Regions from separate parts of the Mus musculus genome. Here region 1 is linked to region 2. Evidence: chromatin loops called from intact Hi-C (ENCODE). Cell type or tissue: heart. All regions are shown on one strand. Links, peaks and the distances in the headings refer to the core of each region. The heading gives the core; the rest is flanking DNA. Region 1 has its middle 8.8 kb from the start of Cd209c. Region 2 holds the start of Clec4g (C-type lectin domain family 4, member g).

What was found. Peaks named below come from ENCODE experiments on the same cell type or tissue, not always from the same donor. Only the 100,000 strongest peaks of a DNase experiment are listed, where the experiment ranks them.
Region 1: a loop joins it to region 2, with 9 times the contacts of the local background. A loop is called at or near these places in 32 of 42 quality-filtered maps.

The regions. Positions count from the first base shown.
Region 1 is chr8:3,952,997-3,958,371 of GRCm38, forward strand. It overlaps a transcript of Cd209c not described here. Among named protein-coding and RNA genes, the nearest start is that of Cd209c, 8.8 kb to the left of the region's middle. In heart, for the core only: a CTCF peak has its summit at 3,248 (motif pointing left); a DNase peak (open chromatin) is centred at 3,205.
Region 2 is chr8:3,716,014-3,721,388 of GRCm38, forward strand. It overlaps Clec4g (C-type lectin domain family 4, member g), which reads right to left and starts at 4,638. Exons shown (of 9, transcript NM_029465.3): 1 at 4,578-4,638; 2 at 3,463-3,573; 3 at 2,755-2,808; 4 at 2,547-2,609; 5 at 2,329-2,433; 6 at 1,725-1,814; 7 at 1,404-1,552; 8 at 1,181-1,296; 9 at 58-543. The coding sequence starts at 4,632. The coding sequence ends at 402. Gm16553 (a long non-coding RNA gene) reads left to right here. Exons shown (of 5, transcript XR_003947358.1): 3 at 2,549-2,681; 4 at 2,771-2,895. In heart, for the core only: a CTCF peak has its summit at 2,711; DNase peaks (open chromatin) are centred at 1,508, 1,738 and 2,718; H3K27ac peaks cover 490 bases.

The DNA.
Region 1 (5,375 bases), core at 255-5,254, 240 kb after region 2:
TTGTATATGCCAGATTAGCTTGCCTGCAAGCTTCCAGGATTCTATTGTCTCTGCTTTCTATCTCATCATAGCTAGGGTTACAGAAACATGCCTTCCATTTCCTGCTTCACATATGTTCTGGGATCCAAACTCAGGTCTTCATGTTTCTTTGAGAAATGATTATCCAGTGAGTCATCTATCTAGATGCTGGTTCAACCTCTTGAGGATGAATAAATCTGATATTCAGAGAAGACTGAATGGCCAAGGTAAGAACTAGGACCCTCCTCTACACCAGACATGGGAAGGGCCCTCTGAATTTTCTAAAAGTTCCTAACATTTAGCCTTCCTCTCTCATGGGCCTTGGAACCTAGCTGAAGGGTCTTACCAGGGAACCCCCAACCCTCAGACCTGCCTGACCTTTGACAAGGATAGCCAGCAGGAGAATAGTAGAGAGTGTGAGGCAGAACAGTTGCAGCACAAAGGGGCCGAGACCATGGCACAGATACCCTGAAGAAGAGAAGGTGGAAGTTTATCACAGCACTGTCCCTGACCAGCTATGATCCACAGACAGCAGCATTAGCTCCCACCTCCTTGGCATCTGTTTTTGCCTGTATTCCAACCTTCACTCCTCTAGGACTCAAGATTCTTTTCTGACTTAACAATCTCATAGTTTTATAGTCCAGTCTTTATTATTATTATTATTATTATTATTATTATTATTATTAGGACCCAAGATTCCAAAACCTCAGTGGCTATGTCTCTCAAACTCTAGTACTTACTATCTCTGAGGAACAACTCAGCATGTCCTCCTTCAGGACCCAGGACCTGACCACTCTAGGTTTTTAGCCTTAATCACCCCAGGATCCAGGAGTCTAGAGCCTCATACCTTTCCAGGATCAAGGAAAATGAACGTCTCCAGAACATAGTTCAGTCCTTCCAGACTCAACCACCCTAGGACTTAAGAGCCAAGCTTTTCATCCTTGAACATTTCAGGTCCATTTTAACTTTTGTCTCCCTATGACCCAGGAGTTCAATCTCCTAGATGTGGCCATCCAAGGAACCAGGAATCTAAACTCTCGGCTCCTACTTTCAGAATATCAAGAATATAAACACATAATCTCTGCTTAGTAGAGACAAGTAGTCTAAAACTTTAACATCTACTTCTATGGGACCCAGGAGTCTAGCTCTCAGGCTACATAGCCTCAAGATCCAAGATCCAAGAGCCTGTTGTCAGTTTCCACCTCCATTGGACTGTGAAGTAGTTTTCAGTCTCCAACTCCACAGCACCCCTAGTGTTCTCTTCCCTAAGACTTTAGTTCAGTCCTCAGCCTCCATCCTCCAGAGGAACCTCTTCCCTCACTCTTCTAGATCCAGACTTTTATTTTCCCCCCTCCACAGGACAGAGACAGCTGAGGAAACCAGTCCTCTCCCACTCCTTTTACCTGCAGTTTTCTTAAGGACATAGGGTGATTGAAATCTGAAGCCTTTGAAGGAGTATCTGGTGCCACTGGGTATCAGGTGTTCCTCATCTGAATGGACAGAATGTCAACCAGATCCTTGGCAAACTGAGAAACAAGCTGGCCCCACTGAAACCCCTCTCCACATCTCTAGAATCCAAGCCCAGCCTTACCCAGGGAGCCCAGTTGCTGTACTCTGCCTTCTGCGGAGTCATTCATCTTTCACGGCTGTCCCACTGTGTCAGAGACTGCTGGGGACAATGGCATCTATTTACCATCCACTATTGCTCCCTCCTTGAATCTATTCTGAGTCAGGAAACAAAACAAGGAACTGTAAGATGTCAAAGGAAGATGATAGAAGGAAGTGGTAGAGCTCCTGTCACACCATTTCACACAACCAGCATTCCTGGAATGGATGAGCATGTAATGGCTCTACTGTTCCCAGAAACATGGTCCTCTCTGATCTGGTAATTTTGCTATCTTGATCTGAAGGTGTCATCACTTTTTGTCTATTTCTGCTGACTTGGGAGAGGCTGTTTGTGATCACTAGTTCCAACTAAGAACTTAACACAACTAGAATCCCCTGGAAAGAGAGTCTCAGTGAAGGGTTGTCTACACTGGGTTTTCCTGTGGGCATGTCCATCGGGGACTGTCTTAAGTTAACTGATATGGGAAGACCCAACTCATTATGAGGCACACCATTCCCTAGATAGGTGGTTCTGCACTATGTAAGTGTGGAAAATAGAGCTGACTGCAAGCAAGCATGAATTCATTCCTTTCTGCTCTTGACTGTGGATGTGACTGGCTGTCTCATGTTGCCATGACTCCCCACAGTGATGAACTGATACCTGGAACTGTGAGTGATGAAGTTTTTAAGAGTGCCAGGACAAAGAAAGCCATTACTCACACTCGGTGAGGGTTACAGAAAGCTCAGAGGCTCGCTGATGACATTCTTAGCCTTTGGGTTGACAGAAGCTCAGGTCTTTTATGTACATCCCCAAAGGATTTATGTACAGCCATGAAGACATTAGGTTGTTCACATACATAAGCTATACATGGAAAGTTAGCAAGCTAAAGCTCCAGATAATTGACTCCTCACCTGTAACATTCCAACTCTCCACAAATCATTCAAATTCTAAGCAGTTAATCAGATTTATGAAATATTTAACTTGGTATGGCTTTTTTTTCTTCTCCTTTTCTGGGAACTTGGGTTCACACCAGTATTAGCGGGCACTCTGAATCACAAGACCCCCCCACCCCAAGGGGCTGGAGAAATTGCTCAGTGGTTAAGAGCACTGACTGCTCTTCCAGAGGACCTGAGTTCAATTCCCAGCTACCATATGGTGGCCCACAACCACCTGTAATGGGATCTGATGCCCTCTTCTGGTGTGTCTGAAGACAGTGACAGTATACTCACAATCAATCAATCAATCAATCAGTCAATAAATCTTAAAGTCCTCACCCCAAGTTGCCATGCCTGTTACTTGCTGTGCATTCTTAGTGCCCCAGAGACACTTGGTGGAACCAGTTGCCTACTTGGCAATTTCCTGTGCCTAGGCTGTAGTGTCTGAGCATCTCTGGTATGAGGAGACTTCAAACAGGCAGTCCCTGTGCTGAGCCAATAAGAGCAGCTGGAGTGTTCCTGTCCCTTCTGTCTGAATGGTCAGACAGGAGGTATCAGGGCCAGTCTGGGAAGGCTGATGGCCCAGCTGGCCATCACAGGATCCCCTCTTCAAGCTTTCAGAGTCACACACTCTCCAGGCTTGGTCTGCCACTAGTGGCAGGAATTCAACACAACAGTGGCCACAGGAGCAAGTGAGCCCCAGCCTCCAAACAACCATTTGGTCACTGCCCCCTCTGCTGTCCATTTAGGAAAGCTGCAACATGATAAGCCTAGGGAAAACCCAGCTCCCCTTCTCCCCGCTCTGTCTCCCCCATCTTTCCCCTCCCCCATCTCCCTTTCCCCCCTGTCTACTTTTCTTCTCCACTCCAGATCTCTCTCCTCTTCCCTCCCTGTTCCCTCTCTCCTTCCTACTTTCTTTCCTCCCTTTACATTCTCTCTCTCTGTCTCTCTCTGTCTCTCTCTGTCTCTGCATCTCTCTCTCTCTCTCTCCCTCTCTCTCTCTCTCTCTCTCTCTCTCTCTCTCTCTCTCTCTTTTTCTCTCTCTCTTTCTCATACTGGTGATGGAACTCAAGGCCAGACAAGCATTCAATCACTGACTTCCACCTTTCCTCAATCTTTTTACTTCTTATTTTCAGACAGTTTCACAAAGCTCCCCAGGCTGGCTTTGAACTTGCCATCCTCTGCTCTCGAAATCCATGTAGCTGAGATTACAGGTTTGTGCCTCCAGGCGTGGCTTTAGCAATTTGCCTTTTGTCCTTAGAGTGGCAGTGGTGATTGAGCCCTCAGGATAAAATTATTCACTAAATACAGTCCTAGATGGGACTCTATCACTAGTCCTTCCTTCAAGGAGAAGAAGGAAACAGCCTGAGATTCAAGGCAAAGTCTAGGGTGTTGGGGGCTGGGGGTGGGGGCAATTACAAGGCAAGATTCTACAATTAAGCCAACCAGTGCTTGGCAGGCAGCCTTGCTGTGTTGCAAAGTCCCAGGCAAGAGACAGAGCCCAACCCTGCCACCTGCAGTAATCTGAGGAATTCTTAAAGACCTGCATTCAGGGAAACCTGGAGTTCTTGACTTGGTTGCAGATAAAGCAGTATGAAGTAGAGTAGAGGTAATTAGGAAGAGGTGTGTATGTGTGTGCCGCAGACCCTCTGGGTCCCTGAATCTGCATAGAACGGGTTCTCTTAAGCAGATGGGCAAAGAGTTGGATGAAGTGACAGACAGACAAACACGCAAGAGTGGTGTTGGATCTGAATGTAATTTTCCAGTCGAGCCTCAGACTTTTTATAATACAGAGTAAATTGCAAATCATAACAGAATAAGGCACATTGAATTTTTCCAGGTGCAAAAGGAGTGACTTCAAAAGGAACCAGATAAATGTTTAACACTAGAGATTAGTACAGATGCAAGGGTAGTGACTCAAAGGGAATTTGTAGGGACCAGATAAATGTTTACATTAGAAATTAGCACCTTCTGCCAGGCAAGAGTTTTACACTTAGTGTTAATAGCACCAGGGTTGTAAACTCTTGACACGCCTCAAGAATAATATAGTATCACTCCCCCCAAAATTCTCTAGGCCTTGTTAAATTATCTTGTCTGAAGGATCCTCATTTATCAGTATAGTATATTAATTTGCTCTTGGTATGGAATGTAGTCTGTAATATGAATTTCTATCTCAGTGAGAATTCCAGACTCTTTCTGCAGACAGCTGAGTTAATGGCAAGTGCTTTATTGTTTTATGGTAGAGCTTAATTAGTTACTGAATAGGTTAAACTCCTTGCTGCTATCTGGAATCTAAGAACACTGGGAAAAGGCTTTAGCTATGTTAGAATACAATCTTAAAAGGCATTTACTATAAGGTAATGCTTAATAGAGTGCACGTGAATCTATACATTAGACTAACGTGGTGGAAATTTGATTATTATGGGTTAGGGAAAAAAACGCCATAACTCCGGGAGGGAAATTACCATGGAACTCTTATCCTCGTGAAACAGCTTCCAGGCTTTTCACCTGTCAAACTGACCCAAACTGGAGAGATGACTTTCGCCTGACCTCCAGGAGGAGAGTCCTAGAAATTCATTTCTCATGAGCAGCTTTTTGGCGTTTCTGCCTCACAAGCTGACTCCACCAGAGTGCCCTGGCATGTGTGCCTCTCTCTCTCTCTCTCTCTCTCTCTCTCTCTCTCTCTCTCTCTCTCTCTCTCTCTGTGTGTGTGTGTGTGTGTGTTTGCATGCATGTCTCTTGTGTGTGTGTGTGTGTGTGTGTGTGTACACATGCATAATGCTTACTTTTAATCATCAACTTGACACAACCTAGAA
Region 2 (5,375 bases), core at 58-5,057:
AAGTATGTTCCTTTGTGGGTTACAGAGATCATTCTTTTCCAATACAGATCTGGAGGATAGGTTACTTTTTCAAACATTTATTGATGCTCTCTCTGTGTGTGAAGAAATCTCCAAGTCAGAGGGTAAAATAGGGGGATGCAGGAAGATGGAACAACTCCAACACTGTGTCTAGGAAACAGGCAGTGGATCAGACCATCAGGGTTTAGAGCAGTGATTTTGAGACTGACAGGTTAGATGGAAGGTTTAAACTGTCTTGTGAGTTAGAGCTGGGGTCACTAAAGCATGCACTGGTCAGGCTGAGTGGCTCTTATTAATGGTGCATTAGGAAAAACAGCCTTGGTAGTGGGCTCAAGGAATAGGAGCCACCCTTCTGATTCACCCCGAGGCAATGGGCGCTAGGCTTAGTAGCAACTGCTCCTCTTCTCACAGATCCAGCCATCTCTCTCATTGGTACATGGTGCATCATTCCACAGCCCCGAGTGCAGCATCATGATACAGTCCTCATGTCCTCTGGAATCATTGGGCTCTCCAGAGTTCCAGTGGCTGTGGTAGTTCAGTGGGAGTGTTACTGGGACTGAGGATAGACCTAGGGTCAAGCTTCCTTTCCCAGGCCTTGCTTGTTTGCTTGGCTCTGCTCTAGACATTCTGAATGCCTACATTGAGTTTATATCTGCAGTGTATATTTGTACGGACCCAGAATTTAACCCTTAGTTAATTCCCAGGGTCTAGCATATCCATTCTTTAAATGTTATTTCAGGGGCTGAGGATATTTCTCAGTGGAAAAGAATGCTTGTTATAATGCTTTGTTGTACAAAGACCTGAGTTCAAATCCCAAGTAGTCACATAAAAAGCTCTGTATGGTTGTGCAAGTGTTTATAACCCAAGCAGGGTAAGGTTTGGAGACAGGAGAGCCTCTGAGGTTTTCTGACTGTTAGTCAACCTAGATCCAGGTTCACCGAAAGAGCCTGTCTTAATGGAGTAAGGTAAGGAATGATAGACTAGACTACCCAGAGTTTCCCCCTAGTCTTTGCATGGGCATGAATGGACCTGTGCAGTGACATATGCACCAAAACATCAACACCAATCTTCTCTCAGGAATTTAGTCTTTAGATATCCAAAAGCATTTTCCACAGGGTCTAACTCAACCCTCTTCAAATTTTTCATGGGGCCTTCTCCTTACCTGAAGTTGAGTGAGGCTCCATCTACCCACCGGTAGCCTTGAATCTTGTTGAGGTGGCGAACTGCCCTCAGACCCAACCAATAGCCCCGGCCACGTGTGTGCTGACTCAGGAAGCCCTGGAAGGAGTGGGTAGACACATCAGCTGGCCAAGTCTGCCAAATGTTCTGGGCCACACCAGTTCAGGCAAACCCCGCTTCTCCTCTTCCAAGTCCCAGCTGAGCACCTGCTCGTTCAGGCCTCTGACAATCACCAGATGGGCACCCTGGCCTCCACAGTAGCTTTGTGCTGTATCCCATGTGGCCTGTGTCTCAGAGAAATAGTAGCAGGAACCTTGGAAGGGTAGCCATGATGGTGGGCACTGCTCACAGGAGCCTGTTGGGTGGGGAGGGTCAGAGAGATAGACCGTTATAGGAAGGGACCATTGGAATTTGACGGATGGTGTGGGGTTCCAGAGAAACAAGGGAATGTCTGGTGGAAAGAGAAGCACTGAAAACCCTCAGCTGGGTCCATTCCTCCCCCACCCCTCGTCCTATCTCTGGCTCACTGTTCTGGCGCTTGACAGCTTCCAGTGCCTGGAACAGCTCACTGCGGATGTTCTCACGGTCTCTGCTTGCTTTAGCCAAGTCCTGGGTCACTACAAGGTCAGAAGAGTGGACATTTATAGTTGAGGTTAAGACCGGGACTTATGTATAGGTCAAAATATATATCCATGGTCAGTTCATGGTGTCACGGTCAAGAATAACATCAATTTGAACGTGGCGGTTTCAGTTACTCCAGAAAGCTGAGGTAGAGGAGGATTGTAAGGTCAAAGCTAACTTGGACTACACAGAGAGTTTAAGACCATCCTTGGTAACTTAATGGAGCCTGTCTCAAAACATAAAATGAGTGCTGGTAATAAGGTTGGTATTAGAGTACCTGCCTAGAATCCCCCAGCAAGGGTCTGGGAGAGCGACTCAAAGGTAGAGCACCTGCTTAGAATCCTGCTTTGAGGGTCTGGGCACGGCTCAGGTGTGGAAAGCCTACCTAGCATTCGAAGTCCTGGGTTCAGTCACCAGAGACCTGAGGGTCCAGGACTGGACTACCAAGAAGCGGTGTGGCTATGATTAGGGATGAAGGTCGGGGACCAGGGGGTTGTGTTCAGCTCTCACCACGCTCTTGCAGTTCTTTCAGGATGCTCTCCTGCTCCATCAACTTTGCTTGTATGTCCTTAAACTCCGCCAGTGTGGTTTGCAACTGCGCTTTTGTCACGGAGCCTATATGGGGATGGGGCAAAAACCAGTCTTGCCCCCACTTGCCTCTCCCAAACCACCTGCCCCATTTCCCAGCCCCTCAACTTTCAAGTTTTCACCAAACCCCTCTTTCTTACAGCAATTCCTGCAGGCTCCGATATCATCCTTCAGGGAACTCAACGTCATCTTCTGCTCTGAGGCTGGAAAGACCCCACCCACCACACACAAACCAGTCAACCCGATTGCAGCGGCCTCAGCTATTCACTACCCAGGTCCTCCTCCCTGGCAGTTCCTCCTCCCACCGCAAGGGTGCGCTGCCGCCCTGCGCTGCAGCTCCTCACGCACCATTTGTCCTCAGCAGGTCCTGGTGGCTGAGCAGCACCCTGAGCTTGCTGGAGGCTGCAGAGAGATGCAAGCATGAGTTGTGAAGCCTCCGCCTGCTCAGAGTGTGTGAGGACACGTACGTTGTTATCCACGGAGGCACAGGTATGTCCGGGTATGGACAGGAGACATACAAAATGCATAATACAGTGCCAAGCACCAGTGGTCCTCAACCTTCCTAATGCGGTGGCCCTTTAATATAGTTTATGTTGTGGTGACCTCTAACCATAAAATTATTTTCGTTGTTACTTTATAACTTTAATTTTTTTGCTGTTTTGAATTTCCATTCATAACATAAAAATCATATCATACAATCCATATGATTTCCGATGTCTCAGGCAAACCTGGTGAAACCCATGGGAACCATGGTTTATACTCATTGCTATCCAGGACCCCATGTGGTGCACCGCATAGGAAGCAAGTTTGTGCCTTACCTGCCAGGCAGCATAACTTGTCCCTGTAAAGGGATCACTCCGGTGGAGCGATGGTTCAGAGATGCTGTTCCAGAGAACCTGAGTTTGGTTCTTAGCACTCGCACCCACATGCAATGGCTCACAAGTGTCTCCAACTCCAGCTGTAGGGGATCTGATGCCATCTACCCACTGTGGGCACTTGTACACCCGCGGCATACCCTCAGACACAGACATGTACACATGAAAATACATCACTCACCACTGGACAGTAGGGTGCTCAGAATGAGAGCCCATAGAACTGTGGCCACCAGCAGAGCCAAGACCAGGAAGAAAAGTCTTTGTTTGTAGCACTCCCAACGTCCCAATTGCCCTAGTAGAACACAGATAAATTCTGGCTCTCTCCAGGACAGAGGTACAGACAGCTTAAGTACCCTCCTACCACCACACAACATAGTTAGAATTTTTTTAAATTTAATTTTAAAAATTAAAAAAGTCTTTAATTGGCTATTTTATTTTTTTACATTTCAAATATTATCCCCCTTCCTGGGTTTCCCTCCACAAACTCCCATCTCATTCCACCCCCCACTGCTTCTATGAGGGTGCTCCCATACCCACCTGCCCACTCCCACCTCACCACCCTAGACTTCCCCTACATTGGGGCACTGAGCCTTCACAGGTGGAACACAGACTGAAAGAAAGGCCATCCAGAGACTACCATATGCAGCCACCAAACCCAGACACTATTGCAGATGCCAAGAAGTGCTTGCTGACAGGAGCTTGAAATAGCTGTCTCCTGAGAGGCTCTGCCAGAGCCTGACAAATACAGAGGCTGATGCTTGCAGCCAACCACGGAACTGAGCATGGGGATCCCGATGGAGGAGTTAGAGGAAGGACTGAAGAAGGAGCTGAAGGGGTTTGCAACCCCATAGGAAGAACAACAATATAAACCAACCAGACCCTCCAGAGCTCCCAGGGACTAAACCATCAACCAAAGAGTTCACATGGAGGGACCCATGGCTCCAGCTGCATATTTAGCAGTCTTAGAATTCTTATGCCAGTGTAACCAGAATCTATGTAACAAGGTGTCTGTGGCTGGAGTGATACCTGTCCCCACACAGGTTTTCTGGGGGAGACTTGGGTGATGCTGTTTCTCAGTCCAGGACCCAGGACCCAGCCCTTAGGACCCTGGGAAGTCCTCACTCCAGGATGTGATGTCCCCATGCCTGTGCTGCGGGCACCACCATTCCACAGTTCTGTCCATACAGTGGTGTCTCCTGTATGGTTTTGCCGTTTCTTCTCCCCAGCCCTCCCAAACTGCAAACATTAGAACAGAAGAACCCATGGAGGACGATGGGGTGATTCTCTTTCTCCTACCTCTGGAGACCTCTTCAATTGCACTGCCCAGCTTGTTGTATTCACCAGTGTTCATGGTGGTGGTGGCGTCCAGCCCTGGACAGAGATATAAATTTAAGTCTCCACCCTAGCCCTATCCTATCTCCCTCCCTCCCTCCCTTCCTTCCTTTCCATGTCGGTGGCCTCAATACTTTTGTGTAGGAAGCCAGCTAATGGTCAGTCGCAGTGCTGGGCAAGGCTAGGACTGTGAGGGGCAGATCAAACCTCTGTGGCTTGATCATTGTAGCTGTGTTTCCTGCACAGAAGGTGTGACGACTCATCTTTTGGTGTCTATGGAGGCATAGACCAGGAACACAGCACCCATGCACAGATAGGAGACATACATAATGTATACACACAGTGCCAAGAAGATATGTGTTTGGTTTATACCAGTGGTTCTCAACCTTCTGTCTCTCTCTGTGTAAATGTATGTATGTGTGTGATTGTGGAGGTCAGAGGACAGATTGGAGTGTTGTTACCCAGGCACCATTTATCTTTTAAATATTGCATTTATTTAGTTATATTGTGTGTTTTGGGTTCTTGCATAGGATTAGAGATCCCTCTAATGTACATTCACCTGACAACGTGTGAGAATTGGTTTTCTCTCTACACCATGTGGATTCTGGGATCAAAGCCAAATTGCCAAACTTGGCAGCAAGCTCCTTTATTCATTGAGCTGTCATGGTGACCCCCATCCACCTTTTTTTTTTTTTGGAAACAGGGTCTCTCTCTCTTTTTTAAAGCTTTTAAAAGTTTATTGTAAGGTTCCCTTTGTTAAAT